2 separate regions of the Mus musculus genome follow, and region 1 is linked to region 2. A link is a loop called in an ENCODE intact Hi-C map of the cell type or tissue named here. Cell type or tissue: left cerebral cortex. All regions are shown on one strand.

Evidence for each region. Hi-C counts contacts between places; a loop is a spot of excess contacts. Peaks named below come from ENCODE experiments on the same cell type or tissue, not always from the same donor. Only the 100,000 strongest peaks of a DNase experiment are listed, where the experiment ranks them.
Region 1: it touches region 2 in a loop (2.1-fold over the local background); 1 of 42 quality-filtered maps calls a loop at or near these places.

What each region holds. Positions count from the first base shown.
Region 1 is chr8:127,081,609-127,084,108 of GRCm38, forward strand. All of the region lies in intron 1 of Pard3 (par-3 family cell polarity regulator), which reads left to right. Among named protein-coding and RNA genes, the nearest start is that of Pard3, 19 kb to the left of the region's middle. In left cerebral cortex, no CTCF peak of the experiment used is centred here; a DNase peak (open chromatin) is centred at 1,065.
Region 2 is chr8:127,137,970-127,140,469 of GRCm38, forward strand. All of the region lies in intron 1 of Pard3 (par-3 family cell polarity regulator), which reads left to right. Among named protein-coding and RNA genes, the nearest start is that of Pard3, 75 kb to the left of the region's middle. In left cerebral cortex, a CTCF peak has its summit at 1,371 (motif pointing left); a DNase peak (open chromatin) is centred at 1,376.

The DNA of each region.
Region 1 (2,500 bases), 56 kb before region 2:
TGGTGCCTGTGAGCTCTTGAGTTAGAGGAGTTATCATGTAGCCACTGGAACCCTAAGAATGAACTATGGTATGTGTGACTGTCCTGACCCACCTCCATAGGTAGCCTGCCTCATTTCTTTCCAAGGAGATCACAACATTGCTTCTGTGTATTCACCTTTAAGCAGAGATCTGCACGGGCTGACCTCCATGTGTGTGCATGTTTGAGTGTGTACGTGTATGTTGTAGGGGCTCTGATGGTTGTGAGACACCATGTTATTACCAATCCATTTCCCACTGCTGACGGACTTGTTTGATAGTCACAGGCTTTCAAGTGTCTCTGAGGTAATCATTGACTCTGTTGTGTAACGCTGTGGGCTACAGAATTGTACTCAGTTTTTGTTAGACTCATAAATGTTAAAAAAAAATCAAATTGAGATATTTAGAATTTCCTGGAATGTCTGTGTGCATGTGTGTGCATGAGTGTGTACATGTGTGAGTGTGTGCATGTGTGTATATGTATGTGCATGTGTGTATATGTGTGCGTGCATATGCGTATATGTGTGTCTTCATGTGTGTACATAAGTGTGTACATGTGTGCACAAGTATGTGCACAAGTGCACAAGTGTGTGTATGTGTGTCTTCATGTGTATATGTGTGTGCATGTGTGAGTGTGTATATGTGTCTGTGTGTCTTCATGTGTGTGCATAAGTGTGTGCATGTGTGAGTGTGTGCGTGAGTGTGCATGTGTGTGCATGTGTGAGTGTGTGTGTGTGTGTGTGAGGTTTGCAACAGAACTTTCCAACTTTTCATTGTTTTTTGTTAACTCTGTTATAACTCTTCACCCTGCTTCACCTGAAAGAATGCATACTCTTTCCCTTCTCTGATGCCTGTGTTTTTTGCTTTGGCCACTGTGATGTAGGATTTCTGGCTGACTGTGATAGCAGTGAGTAGGGTATTGAAATCAGGATGAGGACAGGATCCATAGCTGAGGTTGGAGGCTGCATTGTCCAGATTTTCATCCTCTGGTTTTGAGTTGGTGCTCTGTGCCGTTGGCGGTGGAAAGATGCCAGCATCTTCTTCTCCCTTGTTTATGGAGAATCATTACTATGCAAGCCTCCTCAGGGACCTGACTGATTGGTAAATTAGTGCTGGCACAGAAGTGGAAGACAACACAGAAGTGGTGTTTCCTTTAAACAAATGCACTCTACAATTTGTTTTATTGGATTTTGTTATTTGAATGAGAATTCTATTCTGTTATGGTGTGGAAGTGGGTGGGTGCCCACACTGGATTTCAGGCCTCGGAGCTCATTGATGCAGCCCTTGAGAACACATGCATCTATAATAAAGTAATTTCCAGATTCCTTGGTAGCCTATGTGGGATTGGACAAGCTTGGTTGCAGCCCGTAGCTGCACATTCCATCTTCAGCGTTATCAGTTTAGCACTCTAGAGCCCAGGATTGTGCCAAAGGCACTGATGTGAGCAACCATACCTGATACTTTTGAAGAAAATATTATTATTAATTATTTTGTGTTTGCATGTGTGTGTACCATGTGTATGCACCATGTGTGTGCAGTAGCCTGAAGGAGTAAGGAGAAAGCATTGCATACTCCAGAACTGTAGTTATAGGTGGTTGTAAAGCCACCATGTGGATGCTAGGAACCAAACCTGGGTCCTCTGTAAAAACCAGCCAGTGCTCTGAACCATTGAGTCACCTCTTCAACCCATGTATTTCTTATAATAAAGCTAATATATATTGCATGACATGAGGACATCCAGATAATTTTAGAGGACAATAAAGCATGAATACCCCTACCACTCAGGTAATTTAAAGTTTCAGAAACTGTATCTTTTCTGTCTCTTTGTGTGCTTGTGTGTAGATACCTGAAGTTTGTGTGTTTGTGGCTGTGTGCAGGATGCTAGGGTTAGAACCCCCAGCTCTGTGCTCGCTGAACACTTCCCTTGTCCATTTATACTCCCAGCCCCACACACGATTATTAAAATAATTGATGGCACAGCACCTGTGTAAGTCTTTCAGTTTACTCTCCTTAACATATTAGCATTTTGCCCACATCCTTTAATATTTTTGAGGAAAAATTTAAAAGACTGTGTAACGTTTCACTGTGTAGATACAAAAAAAAAGTTACCCATTATTGGAAATTTAGTTTATTTCCTATTTTTACAATACACATGATGTGCGTGCATACTTGCCTGGTACATGTGTATATGTGTGCATGTGTGTCTTTGTTTAATTTGTGTCTGTGGGTCAGAGGACTGTTTTCAGTTGTTTCTGCCCTCTGACCATGCATCCCCAGGGATGGAGCATAGTAAGATTTTCAGGCTTGTGTGACAAGTGCTGCAACCTGCTGATCCATCTCACGGGTAAGGATGTTTTCATATTTTGTCCTCAGAGCTGGGCATGGTGGTACAAGCCTATAATAGGAGTGGTTGGAATGCTGAGGTAGAGGGATTGTGGGTTTGAGGCCAGCCTGGGTGACATAGCAAGTTTCAGGCTACCTTGA
Region 2 (2,500 bases):
CTCCCCTATCAATCATTAATTAAGAAAGCATCCTGCAGGTTTAGCTATAGCCTTACAGAGGCATCTTCTCCACTGAGGCTTGTCCTCTGAGATGACTCTAGCTTGTGTCAAGGTGACACAGAACTCTCCCAGCAGCGTGTGTGGGATTGCTCGTGGGAAGCAGACCATTAACAGTACTCCTTTCTATCTTTTGTCTTGAAATTACACATAATAAATGTGCAAATTCATGTGGTGTGCCTAAGATTCAGATTCCTGCTTTATGAAAACGGACCCAGTTGATTAGTAAACATTTTGTTAACGTTTCTGTGTTTTGTTTTGTTTCTTTTTGGGTGTGTGCACTCTGTTTACTGTAGTGATGATCAGATTGTTTGAATATTTGATGGGGATCAGGGACAGGATACCCAATTACATATAATTTAATACTTTACTGGGAAGTTTAGAAAGCCATTGGAAGACTTAGAATTCTTTTTTTCCTGACAAATTTAGAAATGAATGAGCATTTAAAAGAAGCAACAGTCAACAAAATCAGGATGGAGCTGAGTGGTAGCAATTCTTGTCTGGCTCCTGGAGTCTGGGCTCCACTTCAGTACTGCAAAGAAAACAGACTTCTTCAGTAAGGTGAGGTGTCAGAGGAGTGGAAGGAAACAGACAGGAGAATGGGGGATGGGCAAGCTGCTTAAAGTTAACATGAGTTGGAAAGTTGTGTATGTGTGTGTGTAAGGTTGACCTTTATCGCTGTCCACTTTACCTTGGTCACTGCTAGTTGTGTGCTTGAACACATGTATGCTCAACATGAGTGTATGGCAACCAGAGGAGTTGGCAGCAGGAGTCAGCTCTTTCCTGTCACCCTGCACCCTCTTACCAGCCTTCGGATTCTGAGTCAGGGTTTCTCACTGAGCCTGGTCATCTCAGCCGGTGTCCAGATACCCATTCCCCGCACCCCCCCCCCCCCACTATGATTTCCTGTTTCTGCCTTCTAGTGCCTGTTTACATATGCCCAGTGCTTATGTAGGCTCGAGGGATCCGAACTCAGGTCCTTACGCTTGCATTGCAAACACTTTACACATGGAGGTATTGTCTGAGCCACCCCCCCCCCCCCAAACATGGTGATTGCAGAGAGAAAAACCATAGCTCATGATGTAATTTCCCACTACAATGCATTAATTTTTTTTAACCTTAAAATATTTACCTAGGAAAACTTAAATAGTATTACTAGGTTTATAAAAGCTTAACATTGCTTAATTATTTTCTCCTGAATACTTCAGTCATTCACACTTCAGGTTAAAGTCTTTGAATGCAGTCATGACCTTTTGGCTTTCTTTTTTCTGCAGAGTGGGACTCATCTGCTTATGCTCAGAGAGCACCATCTGCTGGTGGCTTGGGTTTGGACACTAGTGAGAGAACTGTCTCCAAAGTAAAGTTGGAGCAGGAACTTAGCCAAGGGGTTGCTGCAGCCTGAGCACAGCCCCAGGCTTTCTCCTGCGTCACCTAGAAAGGAAGTAGCTGCTTAAGGTGGTAACCAAACCTGCAGCCCCAGGCTTGTCTGTCTCTCTCTAATCAATACTCCAGTTTATTTTAAAGCACAGCGTATCAGGATGATACAAGATTTACGAAGTGGTTGGATTTTCATTTTTCTCTACATGGGAACTAGCTGTGAAAATGGAAATCTAAACATTTTCTGATGAAAGGAAGCTGAGATTAATTACTGTGTTCTGATTAATATCTAATAACATTTTGATTTTTTTTTAGGACATAATTTGAAATCACAAGCAAACCAAACTGAAAGATGCTTGTGAAGTTAAGACAGGCACTGCCTGGAAAATCTGGAGAGCTCATAACAAAAACCAGAGGGGTTATGTGCCTATAAGGTACAAGGTAGCAAGAATGATATGAAGTTTTTAAGCATGTATTGTTATACCAGGCGCTGTCTGTCTGTCTGTCTGTCTCTGTCTGTCTCTGTCTCTCTCTCTCTCTGTATGTGTTTGTGTCTGGGTGTGCACACATGTACATGAGCTGTTCCTCTGGTGCCAATAATCCCTGTCTTTTGAGACAGCGTATCTTATTTAGCCAGGGAATTGCTGATTTTTAGCCAGTTAGTTCTGAAGCTGCTCCTGTTTGTTTCCTAGCAATGGGTTTGTAGGCATTGCCCACCATGTGTCACCATGCTCTCTCTGTTTTCCTAGGATTTGTCTAAGTTAGGTCCTCCTGTGTGTGTGTGTGTGTGTGTGTGTGTGTGTGTGCGTGTGTGTGAAGCACTTTACCCAGTAACAATATCAGACACTTTGAAGTATTAATCTTTGGCTGCCATGATTCCTAATGAGTGACAAGTCCTGGCTTAGACATCAGATTCTGGGCCCAATGTTCTTCTTTTTATCCATTTGGTTTTTTGAGATAAGGGTCTTGTTATGTAGTCCTGATTACTCTGACACTCTCTCTGCAGCCACGCCAGCCTCAGACCTACAGCAGATCTGTCTCAGTCTCCTGTGTGCTAAGACTATGA